7 separate regions of the Homo sapiens genome follow, and all the other regions are linked to region 2. The links are chromatin contacts, found by Hi-C or POLR2A ChIA-PET in ENCODE. All regions are on one chromosome and are shown on one strand. The core of a region is the stretch at or near the end of the contact, and the rest is flanking DNA. Distances in the headings are between cores, read along the strand shown. Region 1 overlaps RNGTT (RNA guanylyltransferase and 5'-phosphatase). Region 2 holds the start of ZNF292 (zinc finger protein 292). Region 3 has its middle 330 kb from the start of CNR1. Region 4 holds the start of CNR1 (cannabinoid receptor 1). Region 5 overlaps RNGTT (RNA guanylyltransferase and 5'-phosphatase). Region 6 overlaps RNGTT (RNA guanylyltransferase and 5'-phosphatase). Region 7 holds the start of NT5E (5'-nucleotidase ecto).

Region 1 (3,068 bases), core at 527-3,026, 1.7 Mb after region 2:
CACATCTTAAAGATTCAAATTGAATAAAGTTGGTTTAACAAATGAGCTGCCATCTATTTAGGGGAAGAGGAAGATTTCTCTTGGTTTTAAGTATTTCCTTATGCTGAAAAATATGACTTTATCGGATTAAAAATTAAAAGTCCACCCTTACTAACTAGGTATGGGACCTTGTAAAAACCACTTGGTCTCTCTAGCTTTGATATCCTCATCTATAACCTGAGAAAACGGAGTCAATTCTTGCTACTTACAATGTGGTCCCTGGACCAATAGCATTAGCATCTCCTGGAAACTTGTCAAAAATGCAGAATCTTGGGCCCCAGCCTAGACTTTCTGAATCAGAATTAGCATTTTAACAAGATTTCCAGGTGATTCACATACACATAGAATTGTGAGAAGCACTAGACTAAATAACCTCAAGCCACCCTTAACACTCAAATTGCAAAAGAAAATAGAAAAGCCAGGGCCAGGCATGGTGGCTCACACCTGTAATCCCAGCACTTTGGGAAGCCAAGGCAGGCAGATTACCTGAGGTCAGGAGTTTGAGACCAGCCCGGCCAACATGGTGAATCCCCATCTCTACTAAAAATACAAAAATTAGCTAGGCATGGTGGCACACACCTGTAGTCTCAGCTACTCAAGAGGCCGAGGCACAAGAATCGCTTGAACCTGGGGGGCAGAGGTTGCAGTGAGCCGAGATCATGGCACTGCACTCTAACCTGGGCAACAGAGAAAGACTCCATCTCAAAAAAGAAAAAGAGAGAGAGAGAATGAAAATGGAAAGCCTGACAGCAGATGTCCAAAAAAAGCAAAAGAATTTTAAAAATTCTTTTAATCTGAAAAAAAAAGTTTTCACTGAAGAATCTGTCCAAAAGTTATATTCAATAGATTTTCTCTTCTTAGCTATAGAAATGTGCTTGTTTTGATCCTAACTAGGATTAAAAAGAGCAAAGAGTACTAGAAGAAGAAGAAAAGAAAAACTAAGTATGATCACAAGTTAATTCTAATCAGTCTTCTAATTTTCACATTTTATATTATGCAACCTTTGAAATTCACTATTGGCTAGACTCATTGAATGAATGCTAAAAGTAAGCTACTTTGAGTAAAATTTTCACTAAGTCCCAAAAAAGGTTCACCTAACAGTCTTTTAATTATACTGAAAATGGGAAATAAAGTGTTGGGAAGGATGACTGGGAGAGAATTACTATAGGGTTTTCCTGTGCCTCCGGCTGGGAAAGCCCCTTAGGCTTAGCTTTCTGTGCCATCACAACCTTTTTCTTCCTCCAGTCACATAAGTAGGTGAAGTGCTTCCTCTTCCACTGCCACAGCAACTATTCCTCAGAGTGTTCATTTCCCTGCCTTCTGTATCACTATGGAAAATAGTCTCTTACCACACTCTTTACCTGATTTCCAAAAAAAAAAAAACAGCTCTTTTAAGGCCTCAAAGGCTATGGGGCTAACCAACTGACTCAGCAAATCAGGTGGTCCTAAACTTCAAGAAGATTGAGATAAAGGATCTCCCATTTTAATAGCCTCCTAAGAACAATTCAAGGAGTGGGAGTTGACATCATAGTCAAAGTTTAAATCAGAAGCTTATGGCTTAGCAATCATTAAAACTCTGACATGCTTCAAAATATAAACAAAGGGTTTATGCAGCCACCAGTGTAACAATTTTCTCATAAGCACCTAACTGCCTTAACTGTAAGAGCTTACAAAGATTGTGGATTTATATCAATTATTAATCAGGTCGGTCCAGCTCAGGCTGTTTCTACCTCATGACTTTCTTCACATTGCTCCCCTCACCCCTGTTACTCATCCTTCACTCATCATCCTCCTAAGAACTCCCACATTATTAGAGTCTATGTCATGTCATTTATATGCAATTATACTTCATATTGTTCATTAGATTTTGACCTATTTTAGGGCATGAACCACATCTTCAATTTTCTTTTCTTAAATACACACAAACTCTTTTTCCTTTTAAAACTTTACTGCCATTGAAATTGACCACATATCAAAATATTGTATTTGGCAGCTCTGAGTGTGTAGTCAAAACAGCAGCCATTTAAAACTTGTCAGAAATTAGGAATTTCCTTTAAAGCAAGCACCATCTTTTTCATACTCTCATGTTATTTCTATAGAACAATGAACATTTTCAGAAAAAAATTTTACTGAAAGGGATTTTAATAATCTACAAGAAACTTGAAATAAATTTACTTTTAACACAGGCATTATACTTTACCATAAATATTTTACTATAAAGATCACCCATTATTTTAAATTTAGAAATGTGCTAATAACACAATTAAGGTATTTTTAAGAAAGAGAATTAAAAACACATGTAGAAGATGTACAACATGATGATGCTTGATTTTATTTAATATTGCTTCATGCACAAAGGAAAAATCTAAATAACAAAACCGTATCTAAGTGCACCAAATGTTTTAAGAGAGTTGTAATTTCTCCATTTACTGGTATCAAACATAAAATTAGATCAAGTTAGGAAAAATTTTAAAGCTCACTGTCATGCAAAAAGTACAGATTGAGATCTGAAACTTCAAGTCATAAGAAGCTTCCTCACAGGAGTTATAGCAGTTTATAAAGGAGAAAGTATTTTGACCTTTTTCGTGACTGGCCATTAGACACTAACATTATTCTAATGCAAGTGGAGCTGTTTATATTTGTCTATAGCTGATTGGTTTAATTTCACTGAATCATGCTGGCAAAGATGTAAACCTCATGCTTTGTGGTTCTTTTATAAGTAGAGATAGTGTTTCAGGGGAATCAGAATGACTTGAGTTTGGGTTACAGGGTTATAGGCAGTTGGCCTTGGGATCTATCTAAACTGTGACCTCCATTTTTATTTTCCTTTTAACACTAGTAAGTAATTCTTAATGAATCAAACTATTAGAAATTAACTGGTTGCTACTAGTCTTTGTTCAAGTTCACATAAAAGTACCAGGAGAAATCCTAGAAGCACCAATTTCAACAGCTAATACTACTGAGACTATAAAAATAAATATATTATGGACTCATAACATTAAGGCAACTACCAAGGCCACATCATAGAG
Region 2 (3,151 bases), core at 387-2,886:
TCTCAGCCTTTGAATGTACTTCCCAGTCTCTTCCATGAGTAAACATTTGAAGATTAAACATTTGAAGATTCTACCTTGTTAATATGTAATATTAACTGATACTGTTTTTCATAAGGGGTTTAACTGTGCCTGGTCACCTTATATAATGCCGCTTTAAAAACATCACCATCACTGATGCGTTATAAAACATTTATTCTGGACAACATAGTATGTAGAACACTTTCCATTAATTACTAGAAATCTTTTGAAGAGGACGCTGCCCACAATGGGAAGTATTTTTATTTTAGATCCTTGTACTAAAAAAATATACTTCACTCAGAGTAAATGAAAAGACTGGGTGCCTCATCAATATCATTGTTTCTAAATTTCTGTAGACTATTCAGTTGCAAGAGAGATAGGTCTTTTGTCTAATGCTCTAACGGTAAAAAAAATATTAGTTTTATTAAGAACTTTAGGGTTAAGCTCTTGGATTTTTGTAGCACCTCTTCTACTCTTTTGTTCAAGTGCCAAGTATTAATTCTTTTCAGCTTGTAAGTAAAATGTGGTTCAGAATGCTACCTCTATTTGTAGCATTAGGAAAAAAAAATGCTGTAGATATTTATAATAATTCTCGACAATATTGTTTTATTTTAGCATCAATTTCCTCTCCTCCGTTATGATTTTTAATGGAGTCCTTATTGGTGTTTTTTTTTTCCTTGACCTACTTTCTTTTCAATAGCTTTCATATATAGCCTGTTGTCATTGTTGGTGATTTCTGTAGAGTGTAGTAGAGTCTAAATCACGGTGAAACAGAGTAGTTAGTTATCACTTATTCTAGAAATGTTTTCGTGGTTTAAAAGTCATCTGGTCTGTTCATATTCTGACTTCTTTTAAACTATGCTTTTCATGAATTTGCTCCGTTCTCCAGACTGAGGATTGAACCTCATTCTGCTCTGACCCAATTGTTCTTTTCCTTTGTTGCCTCCACCCCCTAGAGAATGTGTTTCCAGGGGACAGGCGTTCTTGGTGCTGAAGAGGAGGAGAGTCAAGTGAGACGAGATCTGGTACCTCACGCACTAGATCCCTCCTCTCCGGCCTGGTGAGAAGTCAGAGACAATTTTGACAGTTCATAGTCCTGCCTTGGCTCTCACGCTTGCGGTCCATGGGCGGGTTTTACCTTCTCTCTCTTCCTCTGCTTCTGGCCTGCTTACAGGCCAACAGCAAATGCAGCCATTGCCCGAGACCACTCAGAACTCTCCCTGTGCCATCCTCTTGGGGAACAGGAGGATATGTCCGTAGAAGACTTCGTGGACTGGGGAAAGCCACGCCGGGATCGGGACGCCGGAGAGGGTCGCCCCTCCCTAGGCTTTTTCCCGTCGCGGCGCCCACGTGACCGAGAGCAGGCCTTCACCAGCCCGCCCCTTTCGGCCGCTGCTGCCCACTTCCCGCTCGGGGTAAGTAAACCGCCGTTTTCCGCACCGCCCCAACCCCGCCCTTCTCCTTTCCCCTTGCCTTCACCTCCCTCGGGCTCTCTCGCGCCACTCTCCCCACCCCCATATCTTCCCCATCGGGCCCTTTGTACGTGCTCGGCGCCGTGCAAGCGCGCCCGGCACGTGACCCCGCCGAACGTGGCATTGTGTTATCACGTGACCCAGGTGCGTACGCGACGGAGCGGGGTGTGAAGATGGCGGACGAAGAGGCCGAGCAGGAGAGGTTGAGTTGCGGCGAAGGCGGCTGCGTCGCGGAGCTGCAGCGCCTGGGCGAGCGGCTCCAGGAGCTGGAGCTACAGCTGCGGGAGAGCCGGGTACCGGCCGTGGAAGCGGCCACCGACTACTGTCAGCAGCTGTGCCAGGTGAGGGCGCCCGGTGGTCCCCTCCCCCTTTCCCCAGCTAGAGGGGGAAGAGGGCGAGCGAGCGCTAGGCGGCCGAGAGGTGGTCGCCGCTTCCTTGGCATCATCGGCGCCTCCGCCTGGGTGGGAGCGGGAGTAGAAGGAAGGCGCCTTTGTGTGGCTGCAGTTGTGGCGGTTGTTGTCGTCTGCAGCTCCTGGCTGGGGGAAGGGAGTTGCGGTCAAGGCGGAAAATCCCCCCTCCCCTTTCCTTCCCTGAACTCGGGACTGCGCGGTCCCCGCGGCTGAGGAAATGTACACGGTGCGGATTGGAGAGAGTAGGAGAATGGAGGCCAGGTTCTCTTCCTCCTCCTCCTTTTATTGTGCACTGGGGATTACCGCGCCTCCCGCCTCTGCGCCTCTGCTTCCCACTCCGACGGGCCTCCGCCCCCACTGGTTTGATTCCTTTGCCTTCCCCTGCTTTCATCCGTCCCGCCCCCCAGCCCCGGCCCTGTCCTGGCTGTCTCCGGGCCTTTGTTGTTCGAGTTTCGCCTTAGGACTGAAGGGGCCTTTGTTGATGTTCGGAGGAGCAGTCCCCGCCGACCCCTTCTAGTTGAGCTAGACGTTCGGGAGGGGGTGCTTGGCGGAGGTTGTCCCCTCCTGCCCATACTTGCTTGCTTGGTGCATCACTTCTGTGGTAAAGCTTTATCTCCTTAGTGTAGAGGAGCTGTGCCTGTACATCTGTCTCAGGTTGAGTGTCCTTTTGGGGCGGTTTTTCCAGAGTCCGTTTCTCATTTGCTTTCGCCCTTCGAGGAGTATGATTTCCACTATCCTTTCTGTCCCGATCACCCCCTCACCCCTGTTTCTTGGAGTCCTTCCTATTTGGCTTCCTGATGAAGTGGGAGAAGACTGAGGTTCATGTGGATCTGTGCTTTGGGTAGTTTCAAATCTTTTCTTTGCTTGCCCAAGGGCACTGCTCACCAGTGACTGCATTCTAACCAGAATTTGGAATGTTAATAACACTGTTTGCTAGTGATGAAAATCATTTCATCCATGGTGAAAATCGGAGAGTTTGGGACTACATTTGCACTTCATTACGAGCCTTACACTTAGGTTTAAAATTTCAAGGTAGTGTTGCTGGCTCTGGTGAAGACTTTGATTTGATTGTCTTGAGGAGGAAAAAGAAGACACAATTTACACAGGTCATATTTAGAGTTAACTTGTGAGTGTATCATTACAGAGAATTCGTTTTGGAAAAATACTGATCTTAACGTAGAACAATGGTTGACCATTTTAGCTGAGTAGATTACATTTTCACTTATTTTTTAGCTTCCAAATATTGAAATA
Region 3 (3,009 bases), core at 420-2,919, 1.3 Mb after region 2:
AACTCATTTGTGTTGCTTTGATATAAGATAATCTGTAGATACATATTTACAGCTAGCTGAAAGTTGACTGGTTCTAAATTTTTTTGAATTTGCTAGAAATAGATTTTTTTTTTCTATTGGGAATAAAGTTTGCGCAGCTAATATCTCCACAAACCTACAAACCAACCAAGTATCACAGATATGCTGAGTCACTGCCATCCAGTGGCTGAACAGAATAACTGCTTTAACCATGAACGGGAGACTAAGCTGGGGGGCTGAAAAGGGTCTCAGGAATGAGTTTTATACAGTGGGCCTCAGTTGGTATTGGTCACATTAAAAGTGTGAAACTTATTTACAGATGGTATAATTGCTTAACTAAAAAACTAATAAACTTCATTAAAACTATTAGAATTAATAAGAGAATTTGGCAAAGAGGCTAAAGATAAGATAAATATACAAAACTGTGAAGCTTTTCCCTAGACTAGCAGTGACCGATTTGAAATGGAAACAGAAACAATAATTCCATCCTCATTAGTAATGAAAGCATGGAAGGGCTGGCCACCTCTCCTCCAGGAGGCTTACTGCACATTCAAGTAAAGTACTCAGGACTATGACACTGATCTGATAGCTTCCCAACCTTCCATCAGGCTCTCAGGACTAGTCCCAGCCTACTGTATATCAGTCCCCTTCAGAAACCCAAGGCTTCCCATTAGCAGTTATATGGATCTCTCAGCCCCCACACTATACTGAACAAGCCTAATCCCATCCAACACCCCTCCCTCCCCAATGTTTTCCCTGAGCTCTGTAAAACTCTTAGTCTGTGATCAGAAACCTAATTTCTGAATGGTTGTCCACCAAGCATGCCTCCCCTGCAGCCCTCTGACAAAGAGGCTATTTTTCACCCCACTTCATGTTCCTCAGGGCCAGGAAGGAGGCAAGCCTATTTCTTATTCACCATTGCCTTTTCCCACTCTGAGGCCACCACTACATAGCTTCTCTTTCTTCAAACCTCTTACTCCTTCCCCCCAAACTCTCATCTGAAGACCGCATCTTATACGTAATTGAGGGAATAAGAGTCATCACTAAAAAGTCCCCCTTCACAGTCTAAATAAAGAAACCAGTGGTTCTCAACCAAGGGAAATTGTTCTCCCCAGGGGACATCCAGCAATGTCTAGAGACATTTTTGATTGTCACAACTGGAGGAGGTGGCTACTACTGGGATATCTTAGCCAGGCATGCTGCTAAATATCCTACAACAGACAGCCCCCAACTACAAAGGACTATCTAGCCCAGAATGTCAATAGTGCCAAGGCTGAGAAGCCCTGGTATAGACGAAACTGCCCAGGCACCCCTTTTATCTCTTACTCCAATGAAGAAGTGTCCCTGCTCCCCTAAAAGCTGGTTATCTCTCATTCTCAAGGACCTTCCTCCTGATATCACCCCCTGCTTCTCTCTCTCTCCCTCTCTCTATATATATATGTATCTTCAGTTCTCCCTCTCTATTATGTATATTCAATTATTCAACAAAAATTACTATATGCCAAACACTCTTCTAAGTGCTGAGGACACAAAACAGATGAAAATTCTTGCCCCTGTGAAACTTATATTTTAAGAGAGGAAATGATCAACATTATAAGTAAGTAAACTATACAGTATTAGTGGGGAGTTAAAAAGAAAAAAACAGGAAAGAGGAACAGAAAGTATGTGGCAGAACAGGGGGTTAAATTTTAAATAGGTGGCTGGGGAAGGACATCCTGATATGCTGAAATTTGAGCTAAATCCAGAAGAAAATAAGGAAAATATTTACCCAAATATCTGGGGAAAGAGCATCCTAAGCAGTGGGAAAAATAAGTGCAAAGAGAGAGAGAGAGCCTGGCTTGGGGTTTGTCTGGTGGGTACAAGGAACAAAGAGAGGCTATGGCAGTTAAAGCAGATTGACCAAGGGGAGAGCTGTAGAAGATGAAGTCAGAGAGGTAGTGAGGGTGAAATGGGGTATAATTTTGGCTTGTACTCATCTAAGTGAGATAGAGAAACTTCAGAGGATTTGAACAAAGGATTTCATCATTTGACTTTCACTTCAACACAAGGGTCAACAAACTACAACCAGCAGGACACCGCTTGCTTTTTTTTGAGACGGAGTTTTGCTCTGTTGCCCAGGCTGGAGTGCAGTGGTGTGGTCTCAGCTCACTGTAACCTCTGCCTCCTGGGTTTAAGTTATTCTCCTGCCTCAGCCTGCTGAATAGCTGGGATTACAGGCACGTGCCACCACACTCAGCTAATTTTTGTATTTTTAGTAGAGAAGGAGTTTCACCATGTTGGCCAGGCTGCTCTCAACTTCTGACCTCAAGTAATCCACCTGCCTTGGCCTCCCAAAATGCTGGAATTACAGGCATGAGCCACCACGCCCAGCCCACCACTTGCTTTTATAAGTAAGGTTTTCTTGAAACACAGCCTCATTCATTTCTTTTGTCTCTGGTGGCTTTCAAGCTATAATGGTAGAAGTGAATAGGTGGGACAGAGACGACATGGTCCATAAAACCTGACATACTTACTATTTGGCCCTTTACAGAAAGAGTGGAGAAGAACTCTTTAATAAAGCCAGGAAGCTCAGAAACCATACATGAAAAGATATATTTGACAGCAAAAAAATTCAAATTCATTTAGGAAAAGTTATAAACAAAGTACAGAAACAAATAAGAGATTGGAAAAATATTCATTACAAATAAAACTTTAATATTGCTAATATATTCTCCCTCAGTATCTGTGGGGGATTAGTTCCAGGTTCCCAAGGATTGCTGAAGTCCCTTCTATAAAATAGCATAGTATTTGCATATAACCTACATACATCCTCTTGTATACTTTAAATCATCTGTTGATTACTTCTAATACCTAATATAATGTAAATGCTGTGTAAATAGTTGTTATACTCTATTGTTTTTTATTTAGATTTTTTTTATTCTTGTCTTGTCATTTTTTTCTTTTTTAGTTTTTGGAATACTTTCTAATCATGGTTGGTTGCATCTGCAGATG
Region 4 (2,973 bases), core at 301-2,800, 1.0 Mb after region 2:
AAGAAATTGCATTTCCCCCATTGTTCAAAAGATATTAACTTGGTAATAAAAATGAGGAGAAGTTATGGGACCCACAGAGATATCTTTCAACACCTTTAAAACCAGTAAATCTGTTCTAATCTCTTATTGGATTACATGCCCGAGGAGGCTTACTATATCAGGAAATCAACAACAAAGGCAAGAATAGCACTTATTTGGAGGAAAATAAAAAAAGATGGGAGGCAAAATGATTAATACGTTACTAAACATTTCTTTTGTTTTTTTATCTGTTCAATTTTAAATATCTGAGAGACAATCTATTAAAATCAGAAACATGCATGTTGCTTTTAAACTTCCAAATGACCAAATGACAGTTTCTCATGTCTATTACAGCAAACATATTTTTATTTGAGAGGTGATCCGTTTATGATTTGTAAGCCTTAACAAGAAATGTCTTTTAAAAATGCAACATTAACTTTAGTCATCTAACAGCTAGTTCTGAGTTAAACGGTTCCATCAACATTCAATTTTAGGTATTAGTTACATGGACATTTGTTTTTCCTCAAAGAGAAGTGGTTCCTGTAGCTTTTTATCAAAAGTTTATTATTTGACATACATCTCTTTATATGACATTTACTATTTTACATTAGTCAGTTTCTAGGCTTGCAGCAGAGATCGATGTATTTCCCTGGGAAGACTTAGCTGCTAACATGGTTTATAGGCATTCAGCACCAACTCAAGCGCCCGTTTTTCAAACATGCACAATTACCCATTTTCTACAAACAGACATCAGTGCATACAGAGCCAGGTGCACACACATTCAATAAATAGTAAATGGTAGAAATCTCCAGAAGTAGAACAGATCACAGTTAACAGGCTGGGGCCATACAGCTAAGTAAACACCGACGCACGATTCGCTCACACGGAATAAGAACTCCACGAAGGACACTTGGGGACCACACTGGTCGTACCCGAGGGGGCGGGAGGCGGAAAAAGTATTTCCAAACGCAACTCTGCCAGGTCTTACCCTTCGCATCCCCTGGTCCTCGGGACAGAAGCTCCCTTGGCACCTCTCGCCCAGCTCAGGGGCTGGTTGTCCGCTAGAACGAAATATCCCCCACTGACTACGGAGAGCTCTGCAGGGAGCCGAGGCCCCCGCCCGGGCCAAGGGAAGGCGCTGGCGCCGCGGGAGACAAGAAGAGGCGGAGGCGGAAAAGAAGTGGAGAAGGAAGGGGTGGCAGAGGGAGTAGCGTGCGGGAGGCGGCGCCGGCGCCGGGCTGCTGGCGAGGCGGGGTGGGGTGGAGTGGGGTGTGCCTCCGGCGGGCGGTCAGCAAGTCAGTCCGTCCGAGCGCCGGCGTCCCGGTCTCCAGCGCCCGCCCGCGACAGCGACCGGGACTGGCGCCCCGCTGCTCCGACCGCCGGCGAGCCTCGCCCCTTCCCAGGCTCTTCACTGGGTCCTCCCGCGAGCCCCGCCTGGCCCGGCGTGGGGCCGCCCGTCTCCGCCAGCCCGGGCGCCCGTCGCCTCGTCCCGCTCGCGCAGTCCCTGCCGCTCCCTCCGCTCGCGCTGTCTCTGGCTCCCTCTCGCTCCAGTCCCATTTATGAAGCGCGGTCCCATCACGTGTTAATGAGCCTTTGTCCTGCCCTGGCAGCGGCGGCGGCACAGACCCCGCCGAGGGAACTGCGCGGGGAGGGACCTGAGCGCAGCGCCCGTAGCCCCAAACTTTGCTTGGGGCGGGGGACCCGCCGCGGCGCCAGCCCTGGGGCCAGAGGGGACAAGCCTCTTCGGCCCGCGTCACCTACTTCTCCTCTTCCTCCTCCTCCTCCGCCGCCGCGCTCCCGGAGGCCCCCGCTGCCATGACCTCGCTGTGCTCCCGGATACCCTCACACCCTGACCAGGCCAAGAAGGGGCTGGTGCATGCGCCGCCCACGACCTCGGGGCCATTAATCACACGCTCCCGGGCAGCGCGCATCGCCAACACCTTCCGCGGGGGTCACGTCTGGGGCAGCGGGCTGAGCCGGAAGGGGAAGGGGAGCGGGAGCCCAGAGGCCGAGGCGCGCCGGGCCCGGGGGTGCGGTCTCGCGCCCCCTCCCTCCGCGCAAGGCCGCTCCCGTGGCAGGCGGCAGCGAGCTGGGCCCGGGGCCGGGCTGAGCTTTGGGACCGCGCTGCGCAGCCCCCGAGCCGTTCGCTACCTGGCTGCGGTCGCGCGGCCACCTGTCCTCCGCCCTCGGGGCGCCGCCCAGCTTCGCGCCAGGCGCCTTCTCCAGCGCCCGCCGCCCTTTCCCGGCGAGACCACTCGGGCGCGCCCCGCCCGCCGGTCCCCGATGCAAACAGTTGGGCTCCGTAGGCGGCTGGCTCCGCGCCTCCCGGCCCGGCGCGCCCCCTCCCCGGCCACCCGGGGCCCCGCTCCTCGCACCTTTTCGCTGGAGGAGGACGCCCCACTCCAGGGCCGGACTGGGGGCTCTGGGACTCGGGGGCGGCAGCGGCGGGCGCCTGGGGAGCCGCGGTGTGCTCAGCAGCCGCGGCAGGAATTAGGGGACATGCTCGTTAATTGTTTCCACTATCAGCCGCCGTCTGCCTCCTGTGTGCACGGATCAAACCTTAATTGGTCTTTACATTTATCATGGTGAATTGCGAACCTCCAAACAAGCCTGGGCCGCCGCTTCTGCCGAGGAGGCGCTCCCCTCCCCTCCGCCCCCGGGGCCCTGCAGGGTGTGCGGCGGCGGTCGTGGTTATTTAGACATCTTTATCTCTCGTGAGTTGGATCGGGAGAGGATCGCACGGTTTCCACCTGACGGAGCCACGTCACGTCGGCCACAAGGGCCCCGTGCTGGGCGCTGGGTTCGGTTCCCGGCCGTCCTCTTGTGGCCGCCTTGGCGTTCATTTTATGACACCTTGCCGGTGTTCCCAGACATCATCCCGCACCGCTCCGTTTTACCGACCTCCAGGTCTTCCCGCCCCTGATCAGACCCCAACAGCAACCGTACTATATCTGG
Region 5 (3,345 bases), core at 418-2,917, 1.5 Mb after region 2:
AAGGAACCCTCCAAACCATACAAATACATAGAAATTAAATTATCTACTCCTGAATGATCTTTGGGTCAACAATGAAATCAAGATGGAAATTAAAAAGTTCTTTGAATTGAATGATGATAGTGACACAACCTATCAAAACCTCTGGGATACAGCAAAAGCGGTACTAAGAGGAAAGTTCATAGCATTAAACGCCTACATCAAAAAGTCTGAAAGAGCACAAACAGACAATCTAAACTCGCACCCCAAGAAACTAGAGAAACAACAACAAACCAAACCCAAACCCTGCAGAAAAGAAATAACAAAGATCAGAGCAGAACTAAACGAAATTGAAACAAACAAAAAGCAATACAAAAGATAAATAAAACGAAATGCTGGTTCCTTGAAAAGGTTAAAAAAAATTGACAGACCGTTAGTGAGATTAACCAAAAAAGAAGAAAGAGAGAAGAATCAAACAAGCTCAAGTAGAAATGAAATGGGAGATACTACAACTGATACCACAGAAATACAAAAAAATCATTCAATGCTACTATGAATAACTTCAGGCACACAAACTAGAAAACCTAGAGGAGAGGGATAAATTCCTGGAAATATACAACCCTCCTAGATTAAACCAGGAAGAAACAGAAACTCTGAACAGACCAATAACAAGTAGTGAGATTGATATAGTAATAAAAAAAATTGCCAACAAAAAAAGTCCAGGACCAGATGGATTCACAGCTAAATTCTATCACATATTCAAAGAGTTGGTACCAATCCTACTGAAACTATTCCAAAAGATAAAGAGGGAATCCTCCCTAAATCATTCCCTGAAACCATTATTGCCCTAATATTAAAACCAGGGAAGGACATAACAAAAAAGAAAACTATAGACCAATATCTCTGATGAACACAGATGCAAAAAATCCTCAACAAAATACTGTGTAACTGAATCCAACAGCATATTTAAAAGGTAATACATCACTTTCAAGTGGCTTTCATACCAGAGATGCAGGGTTGGTTTAACATATGCAAGTTAATAAATGTGATACACCACATAAACAGAATTAAAAACAAAAACCATATCAATGGATCCAGAAAAAGCATTTGACAAAATCTAGCATTCCTTGTGATTACAACCCTAGGCAAAATCGGCATAGAGGAAACACACCTTTAAGGAAGTAGACCACCTCTCCCATTGTCTCCTATTTCATGAGAAAGCAAAAGGTTAAAAGAAGAAGTGAGATCAATAGCCAGATGGCTTGGTGCCAAGAACCGTGCCTGGTAGTTAAACATCAACTCCTGACCTAACCGCTTGTGGATTCCAGACATTGTATGAGGAAGACTTCTGAAACTTTCTGTTCTGTTCTGCTAGCCCCCATCACTGATGCATGTAGCTCTCAGTCACGTAGCCCCCACTTGCACAATGTATCATGACCCTTTCACATGGACCCCTCAGAGTTGTAAGCCCTTAAAAGGGACAGGAATCTTTACTTTGGGGAGCTCAGATCATGAGATGCGAGTCTACCAATGCTCCCAGCTGATTAAAGCCTCTTCCTTCATAAAACCAGTGTCCGAGAGGTTTTGTCTGCAACCATTCCTGCTACATTTCTTGGTTCCCTGACCTGGAAGCGAGGTGATTAGTGGACAGTTGAGGCAGCCTCTTAGGCGGCTTAGGCCTGCCCTGTGGAGCATCCCTGGGGAGGACTCCGGCGAGCTTAAGCAAAGCAGATCCTGGGAGCACTCTCGCGTAGGCAATTGCCCTGGTCAAATGCCTTGCCACAGCAGTGTGCGGCAGACCCCCGTGGAGAATTAACACAGCGGTTGAACACCGGGAAGGAATCGGCGATTGGAGTCTGGACATCTGGAACATGGTAAGACTGGCCTTGGAACTGGCCCACTCCATCTGAGTGGAAGTGTGGGCTGATCACCCACAGCATGGCTTTCTTGGCACTTTGGTTTTGGTTTTCATTTTGACTAGATTTGAACTGTTTTGGTTTAGATTTCACTATTGACTTTTGGATTTGAACTGTTCTGGCTATGATTTCGGCTCTGACTTGGCTCAAATTGCTTGATGAATGAGTAATTCCTTATCCATACTTTGATTTTAGTGTGAATTGCTTGGTGAGTGAGTGACCTTTTGCCCCTTTTTCCCTTCCCCCTTTGTGGTAAGAGTGTTGTTTTGTCTCCTGAGAGAGGAAAATGTGTAAAATACAAAGTAAGCCTACCCTGTTAGGAACTATGTTAAAGAATTTCAAGAAAGGATTCAATGGGGACTATGGAATTGCTATGACACCTGGAAAGCTTAAGGCTTTATGTGAGATAGACTATCCAGCATTAGAGGTGAGATGGCCATCAGAAGGAAGCCTAGACAGGTCCCTAGTTTCAAAGGTATGGCACAAAGTAACTGATAAATCAGGACACCCAGACCAGTTACCATACATAGATACTTGGTTGCAGCTAGTTTTAGACCCCTCACAGTGGCTAAGAGGACAGGCTGCAGCAGTACTAGTAGCAAAGGGACAGATAGCCAAGGAAAAGTCTTGCTCCACCCGCCGAGGGAAGTCAGCTCCTACGGTTCTGTCCGACCCCACATCAGAGGATGCATGGCAGAAATGGCACCAATGGTGCCCCTCCTTACCAAGAAGAGAGGCTCCCCACATCGAAGCCCACAGCCCCTGAGCCTCTGCAAGGTGTGCACACCCCAAGGCCACCTAAAATAGACAAAAGAGGATATGAAGCTTGGGAGAAACCCCTCCCTTGGCAGCTTGCTTGCAACCTAAAACTGGGACACAAATGCCCCTAAGAGAGCAACGGTATACTGGGGTAAATGAGGAGGGGCATATGGTAGGGGTGCCTTTGTGTACCAACCTTTTACCTCTGCCGATCTCCTCAACTGGAAAAATAACATCCCATCCTATACAGAAAAGCTGCAAGCTCTGATTGACTTGCTCCAAACTATTATCCAAACTCATAACCCCACTTGGGCTGATTGCCACCAGTTGCTCATGTACCTCTTTAACACGGATGAGGGAGGAGAGTGCTCGAGGTAGCAACTAAGTGGCTGGAAGAGCATGTTCCAGCTGATTATCAGAACCCCCAAGAGTATGTGAGGATCCAGCTACCAGGAACTGACCCTTAATAGGATCCAAACGAGACAGAGGGTATGCAAAGGCTAATGCGGTATAGGGAAGCACTCTTAGAAGGGTTGAGGAGAGGAGCCCAAAAGGCCACAAACGTAAACAAGGTCTCCGAGGTTATCCAAGGAAAGCAAGAAAGTCCAGTGCAATTTTATGAGAGACTGTGTGAGGCCTATCGCATGTACACTCCCTTTGACCCAGACAGCCCTGAAAATCAGCGCATGATTAA
Region 6 (3,308 bases), core at 103-2,602, 1.5 Mb after region 2:
AGGATAACTTCAGCTCAGGAGTTTGAGACCAACATAGGCAGCATACCGAGACCCTGTCTCTACAAAAAAAAAAAAAAAAAATCCAGGCATGGTGGCATGTGCCTGTAGTCCCAGCTACTCGAGAGGCTAAGGTAGGAAGATCTCTTGAGCCTGGGAGATAGTGCAGTGAACTATGATCACACCACTGCACTCCAGCCTGGGTGACAGAGTGAGACCTTGTCTCAAAAAAAAAAAAAAGAAAAGAAAAAAAAAAAAGAGCAACAAAAATAACTGGATCTGAGGTGATGTTGAAATTGTCAATTTAACTGCCCAGTAGGCAGCTGAAGATTCAAAACTGAGGTTTTAAAAAAGAATGAGGATTGAGGATTAGAGGTGAAGAATTAAGAGTCATCTGCATATTATTATTCCAGTTACAAATGACCATGACAAAGCTGTGACATTACAGTTCACCTATTTCTGAATATGTATTACATGTATATTCAGGAGAACTTAACACTATATATTTATGTTGTAAGCTCCCAAAATAAAAATTTGGATAAGGTCCCTATTAATGGAAAGAAGTAGATGAAACTATTCTTTAAGAGATTCCTCTGCATAGTATAATAAGCTGCTTGGGTTATTTTCATACCTAATAATGTATTTCTTCTATGAGACTCCCTAGAATCTGCCATTACCATGTTTCCAGTTGGATAAAAAGCTCCCAGTTCATATTAATACTGCTGTGTTAAGACGACCGGCCGGGTGCGGTGGCTCATGCCTGTAATCCCAGTACTTTGGGAGGCCAAGGCGGGTGGATCACAAGGTCAGGAGTCTGAGACCAGAGTGGCCAAGATAGTGAAACCCTGTCTCTACTAAAAATACAAAAATTAGCCAGGCACGGTGGCGGGCGCCTGTAATCCCAGCTACTCAGGAAGCTGAGGCAGGAGAATCACTTGAACCCATGAGGCGGAGGTTGCAGTGAGCTGAGATGGCGCCACTGCACTCTAGCTTGGGCAACAGAGTGAGACTCTGTCTTAAAAAAAAAAAAAAAAAAAAATAACCATGGTGAAGCTGAAATATACTGTAAGCATGATTATATACCATAAACACTCAGGTACCACAGATGAGCTCCGTGCTGTAGAGACAAGCAAAGGATCTAAATCTGCAGAATGACTTAATAGAGGAATGTGGATTATAAATCACACTACACTATTACTGCTAAGACAAAAGTGAAAATTCCAGTAAAGCACTGACAGACAAAATAGAAAGCAGAACTGATTCAGTCATTTGGGTGGAGAGACTTGAATTTACAATGAGTACAAGCTAAGTTGGAAAGAGAAGTATTTTAAGTTTCAAACCTGTTTTTCATCACTTGGTATGGCTGTGAGTGACAGTAACAAAGACTCCAGCTGCTGCCACAGTGAAGAAAGGGAGATTTTTGAGTAAAGGCAGCAGACTCATTGAAGAAAAGAAACCACTGTAAATGAAACAACACTCTTTCTGAGCATAACTGCAGCTGCTTTTTGTCATCTTGGCTGTATTCACACATACACAGCCAGTATACAGTAGCATCACATTCAAATATTTACGATCACAGGAGAAGTATATGTATTTAAAAGAAATAAAAAGTAAGTCTGTAGGTCTTTTAAACATACAAACACTGGCACTACTAGAGTGTTAATAGTGCCTTAAGGAACACACAGAAGAATTAGCTACCTTGTCATTTGAGAGAGAGAGAGAGAGAGAGAAAATAGGAATGTAATGTCAGTGAATCAAAGTACTATATCTTTCTCCAGGAGGGTGTAGAGATACCTTTAGGCTCACAGGTCAAAGCTTATGGATGTATATAATAGGATGCAAGGAACTGCCAGAATTTGACCTTGAGAAATGACAGCTGACAGCAAATCACTAACTACAAAAATATACTAATCATGGACCACTTTTCAAGGCAGTAACTGACTTAAGGACATTTAACAAATCCTGAGGCCACTGCCTTATTAAAGCACACAGCAAGAGCCTAATATGATACCCCAAATAAATGTTATATAAATTACAGAACACTTTAAGAAGGTAGGGATACTTCTAACATATCAAAGGGAAAATTTTACATAAATGCTTGCTTTAAAAAGCTACAGGGAAAATACTTCATTAAATGATGATGTTGGATAACTGAAGTAAGTATATACAGTCTGACATTTCTATAGAGGTTCTTCTTTAAAATGCACTCTTGCATGTGCTGGCTCCCGTGAAATACCTGACATTCTCAAATGTAAGTCAGCAATATTTATACAAGAACAGTGTCATAAGAACAAAAAGGGTGGGGTTGGAAAGGCAGAAAAACCTGAGTTCTAATCTCAATTCCATCATTTGCTGAATTTATGACCATGGGCAAGTTATTTAACCTCTCTGAGTTTCCATTTTCTCACATGAAAATAAAAGCAATATTTACTTAGTAAGACTGCTATAAACACTAGAAGGTATAATATGTCTTAGGCACATAATATGTGCTCAATAAAAATGATTTATTTTGCCTATTTATAAAAATACTTTTTCTTCTATACCTAGTACAATTAAAGTCATGTAATTGTTTATGCCAGAGCTAAGTTTGAAAAAATTATCTTTGATCTCAACGCAAATGTCTAACCTTGAAAATAATGTCAAAGATTATTATTTCCAAAAGGGAAGTACAAATGCGCCTTGACTTACAATACAGTTACATCCTGCTTAGCCCACTGTAAGTTGAAAATATCATTAAGTCAAAAATGCATTTAATACACCTAACCTACCTAACCTCACAGCTTAGCATAGCCTACCTTAAGTGTGCTTAAGACACTTACATTAGCTTACATTTGGGAAAAAAAATCATCTAATATAAACCCTAATTTATACTTCCTGTTGACCAGGTCTGAAAAAAAAAGGACACACACAAAAGAGAGCATAAATCCTATTTTATAACAAAGTGTTGAATGTCTCATATAGTTTACTGAATATAGTACTGAAAGGGAAAGAACGATTGTATGGGCACGGAAAGCACAGTTCTACTGAATGTATATTACTTTCACACCATCACAAACTGAAAAATCTCCACACAATAATAATGGGAGACTTTAACACCCCACTGTCAACATTAGACAGATCAACGAGACAGAAAGTTAACAAGGATGTCCAGGAATTGAATTCAGCTCTGCACCAAGTGGACCTAATAGACATCTACATAACTCTCCACCCCAAATCAACAGAATATACATTCTTCTCATCACCACACCACACCTATTCCAAAATTGGCCACATAGTTGGAAGTAAAGCACTCCTCAGCAAATGTAAAAGAA
Region 7 (3,266 bases), core at 39-2,538, 1.7 Mb before region 2:
TTGCAACTTTTCTGTAAGTCTAAAATCATTCTTTTTTTAAGTTAAAACAGCAAAACTACCAGTTCTTTTACCTGCTTCTAGCAGGTGCTCAAAGAGGGACAGAGCAAAACCTTGCAAAGCATGACATTAGAGGGTGTCCCAGAAGCAAGGGTCTTCTGTAGCCCCAGGCACTGCTGCTCCCAAACTGCATGGCCTTTCTTGGCAAATGATTTACAATCTCCGAACCTCAGGTCAATGTCTTAAAAACGGGCACAGAATGTCTTTTCAACAAATGGTACTAAGAAAACTGGATATCCACATGAAAAAGAGTAAATGTGGACTCATACCACATATGAAAATTAACTCAAAATGGATTAAAGGTCTAAGAGTTTAAATTATAAAACTCTTAGGAGAAAACATAGAGGAAAATCTTCCTAACATTGTATTTGGCTATGACTTCACTGCGACACCGAAAGCACACGCGACAAAATAAAAATAAAATAAAATAAAATAAGACCAGAAAAGCAAAGAAGGGCAGCATCCCTTCCCGTCCTGATAGCTGCCGGATTTTACCCCAATCGTGTTTCTGCTTCCAGGAGCTGTCCGCGCGTCGCCTCTGTTTTATCACTAAGGTTTTAATTGTGAATAAACAAGGAACTGGATTCGAATGATTTCTTAGTTTCTGAGATTTTTTTGTCTAAGCATCGTAGACTTCGTGCGTTCTCAACCCAACAGGAAGCGTCACATCTCAGTGAGCTTCGGCTCTCACAGCCCGAAACTGCAAGGAGCTCCTCTGCCCGGCCTCTCTTTACTCCTCCTCTCTGCCCCTCAGCTCGCTCATCTTTCTTCCCGCCCCCTCTCTTTTCCTTCTTTGGTTCTTTGAAGTGATGAGCTAGCGCAACCACAAACCATACATTCCTTTTGTAGAAAAACCCGTGCCTCGAATGAGGCGAGACTCAGAGAGGACCCAGGCGCGGGGCGGACCCCTCCAATTCCTTCCTCGCGCCCCCGAAAGAGCGGCGCACCAGCAGCCGAACTGCCGGCGCCCAGGCTCCCTGGTCCGGCCGGGATGCGGCCGGTACCCGCTCCCCGCCGGGAACAACCTCTCCACTCTTCCTGCAGGGAGCTGGTGCCAGCCGACAGCCGCGCCAGGGCCGCTCCGGGTACCAGGGTCGGATCGGGTGACGTCGCGAACTTGCGCCTGGCCGCCAAGCCGGCCTCCAGGCTGAAGAAGGACCCGCCCCGGCCTTGACCCGGGCCCCGCCCCTCCAGCCGGGGCACCGAGCCCCGGCCCTAGCTGCTCGCCCCTACTCGCCGGCACTCGCCCGGCTCGCCCGCTTTCGCACCCAGTTCACGCGCCACAGCTATGTGTCCCCGAGCCGCGCGGGCGCCCGCGACGCTACTCCTCGCCCTGGGCGCGGTGCTGTGGCCTGCGGCTGGCGCCTGGGAGCTTACGATTTTGCACACCAACGACGTGCACAGCCGGCTGGAGCAGACCAGCGAGGACTCCAGCAAGTGCGTCAACGCCAGCCGCTGCATGGGTGGCGTGGCTCGGCTCTTCACCAAGGTTCAGCAGATCCGCCGCGCCGAACCCAACGTGCTGCTGCTGGACGCCGGCGACCAGTACCAGGGCACTATCTGGTTCACCGTGTACAAGGGCGCCGAGGTGGCGCACTTCATGAACGCCCTGCGCTACGATGCCATGGTAAGACCCGAGCCCGCGCCCGGGATAGTAGTCCCGGACTGAGAGAGGAGCCGGGCTGGAAAAGCAGCGGATGGCAGAGTGTGGCAAGCCTAGGTCCAGGGCGCGGAGAGATGTGGGGATAAAGTGAGACTCCGGCCAGTGTGCCAGCTGGATGCATAGAAGTCCCTTGGACGATTCGTCTTAAACGGACGTTATTGCGCCCCCACTATGAGATGGGAGTATTTAGAGGAGCAGGACCCAGTCCTGCCTGCGAGGGGCTTAAGGTGGGGTGCGTAGAAGCACTGACAGTTATCCAGAGCTAGGGACTGAATCGGATCCCTCACGCAGCTCTCATTTACTGCTAGATCTTTCAAAGAATGCTTTATCTCAATCTAGATCTTTCGAAAAATGCTTTATCTCAATCTTATTGAAAGGGAAACCGCGTCGAAGAAGCTGAATAAATTAACAGGCACCATCCCCGCAAAAAGGGAGACGTGATAAGAATGGACACCAGATCTCTTTGACCCCGGAGCTTGAGAGTAATTAAGCTCACAGCTTTGGGGTAGATTCTCTGTTCAATTACCTTCTATGTGACCTTGAGCAAGTTATTTACTCTTTCTTGCCTCAGTTCTATCCTGTATAAAAATAAGGATTATAATTGTACATAGTGCACATAGTGTGGTCTCTATATTATTACCAGACACATAGTGTGGTGTCTATATATGTTGTTATTACCAGACACTATAATATAGGGTTAAGAAAAGGAAAGAAAGAAAGAAAGAGAAAGAAAGAAAGAAACTTCAGAGAGAGCCAAAATGTGGAAAGACTTGGGTTTCAAAGGATTTCAATAAAGTAGGTTTGGCGGCAGAGATTTAGGAAGAGTCCAACTTAAGAGATAATGGGCTCTTAAAACATGTGCAAAAGTTTAGTTCAAAGTCCCAAATGTTAGGTTAAAGGTAATGCCTTTTCTATTGCACTAAATTCTAGAAAGGGAGCAGAGGTGGTTGCACAGTAATAAATAAGTACAACCAAGATGTATATATGGTGGTTAAAAAAAAAATAAAACCACCACCCAAATTTAACCCTGTGTAAAAGCCTTGAGTAAAGGGATTCAGCAAGACTGTGGAGAAACTTGGGAGAAGAAAAAAGAGCTTTGGAAGAGGAAGAACTGAGAAATCTCCAGAGAAACGTCCAGAGAAATCTGTGAAGTCCACAAGTGTGGAAGGGAAAGGGAAGTGTGATTAGGCTGGGATACAGAAGGCTAACAGTACACTTTATATGAGAAGAGCTTAGAGGTCAGGAGAGCACAATGCTGAGGGGTTTGTTTGGTTTTATTTTCCCCTCTGGAAACTTGGAGAAAGGAGGACAGGAAAAGATGATAAGAGGGCACCATTGTTTGGTTTTAAAGGTCCCTCCCCAACCCCCCACAACAAGAAAGCTCATTTTAATGAGATGAGAGAAGGGGAGAAAGCTCCCTCCGTTCTGATGCTTTTGAGCTTATCAGGGACACCCTGCAGCAGAAATTCCAGCTGATCCTTCAGCCTTCAGAGTTGATGAGGTGGGGCTCACACACATCTGGATTTGAAGAAGAATCGTGGGTTTC

What was found. A loop is a pair of places that touch in the nucleus more often than their neighbours do. ChIA-PET counts read pairs that join two places held with the same protein, here RNA polymerase II (POLR2A). Pooled maps may share reads with other maps.
Region 1: a loop to region 2 is called in a map of CD14-positive monocyte, with 4 times the contacts of the local background. The contact joins the enhancer-like site here to the promoter of ZNF292 in region 2. A Hi-C loop is called at or near these places in 2 of 168 maps with a recorded cell type or tissue (CD14-positive monocyte and chondrocyte), 3 of 37 single-sample maps with no recorded cell type and 3 of 50 pooled maps.
Region 3: a pooled map shows a loop between it and region 2 (10-fold over the local background). The contact joins the enhancer-like site here to the promoter of ZNF292 in region 2. A Hi-C loop is called at or near these places in 2 of 37 single-sample maps with no recorded cell type and 4 of 50 pooled maps.
Region 4: a pooled map shows a loop between it and region 2 (4-fold over the local background). The contact joins the promoter of CNR1 here to the promoter of ZNF292 in region 2. A Hi-C loop is called at or near these places in 2 of 168 maps with a recorded cell type or tissue (B cell and OCI-LY7), 11 of 37 single-sample maps with no recorded cell type and 6 of 50 pooled maps. POLR2A ChIA-PET finds 5 or more read pairs at or near these places in 1 of 52 experiments (HEK293).
Region 5: a loop to region 2 is called in a pooled map, with 4 times the contacts of the local background. The contact joins the enhancer-like site here to the promoter of ZNF292 in region 2. A Hi-C loop is called at or near these places in 2 of 37 single-sample maps with no recorded cell type and 3 of 50 pooled maps. POLR2A ChIA-PET finds 5 or more read pairs at or near these places in 1 of 52 experiments (BJ).
Region 6: a loop to region 2 is called in a pooled map, with 4 times the contacts of the local background. The contact joins the enhancer-like site here to the promoter of ZNF292 in region 2. A Hi-C loop is called at or near these places in 3 of 37 single-sample maps with no recorded cell type and 3 of 50 pooled maps. POLR2A ChIA-PET finds 5 or more read pairs at or near these places in 1 of 52 experiments (BJ).
Region 7: a pooled map shows a loop between it and region 2 (6-fold over the local background). The contact joins the promoter of NT5E here to the promoter of ZNF292 in region 2. A Hi-C loop is called at or near these places in 2 of 50 pooled maps.

The regions. Positions count from the first base shown.
Region 1 is chr6:88,866,740-88,869,807 of GRCh38, forward strand. All of the region lies in intron 8 of RNGTT (RNA guanylyltransferase and 5'-phosphatase), which reads right to left. Among named protein-coding and RNA genes, the nearest start is that of RNGTT, 95 kb to the right of the region's middle. Within about 2 kb of position 1,777, at least 3 of the 41 ENCODE cell types and tissues checked have a DNase peak (open chromatin) inside an H3K27ac peak, as active enhancers do.
Region 2 is chr6:87,153,929-87,157,079 of GRCh38, forward strand. It overlaps ZNF292 (zinc finger protein 292), which reads left to right and starts at 1,637. Exons shown (of 8, transcript NM_015021.3): 1 at 1,637-1,831. The coding sequence starts at 1,664. LOC124901355 (translation initiation factor IF-2-like) reads right to left here and starts at 1,319. Exons shown (of 2, transcript XM_047419630.1): 1 at 1,048-1,319. RefSeq lists enhancers at 1,175-1,334, 1,605-1,944, 2,456-3,063.
Region 3 is chr6:88,492,827-88,495,835 of GRCh38, forward strand. No RefSeq gene overlaps it. Among named protein-coding and RNA genes, the nearest start is that of CNR1, 330 kb to the left of the region's middle. Within about 2 kb of position 1,670, at least 2 of the 41 ENCODE cell types and tissues checked have a DNase peak (open chromatin) inside an H3K27ac peak, as active enhancers do.
Region 4 is chr6:88,164,797-88,167,769 of GRCh38, forward strand. It overlaps CNR1 (cannabinoid receptor 1), which reads right to left and starts at 1,551. Exons shown (of 2, transcript NM_016083.6): 1 at 1,007-1,551. RefSeq lists silencers at 1,228-1,907, 1,968-2,407, 2,478-2,677.
Region 5 is chr6:88,661,009-88,664,353 of GRCh38, forward strand. All of the region lies in intron 14 of RNGTT (RNA guanylyltransferase and 5'-phosphatase), which reads right to left. Among named protein-coding and RNA genes, the nearest start is that of RNGTT, 300 kb to the right of the region's middle. Within about 2 kb of position 1,668, at least 2 of the 41 ENCODE cell types and tissues checked have a DNase peak (open chromatin) inside an H3K27ac peak, as active enhancers do.
Region 6 is chr6:88,640,324-88,643,631 of GRCh38, forward strand. All of the region lies in intron 14 of RNGTT (RNA guanylyltransferase and 5'-phosphatase), which reads right to left. Among named protein-coding and RNA genes, the nearest start is that of RNGTT, 320 kb to the right of the region's middle. Within about 2 kb of position 1,353, at least 3 of the 41 ENCODE cell types and tissues checked have a DNase peak (open chromatin) inside an H3K27ac peak, as active enhancers do.
Region 7 is chr6:85,448,795-85,452,060 of GRCh38, forward strand. NT5E (5'-nucleotidase ecto) reads left to right here and starts at 1,289. Exons shown (of 9, transcript NM_002526.4): 1 at 1,289-1,684. The coding sequence starts at 1,346. RefSeq lists a silencer at 1,082-1,351.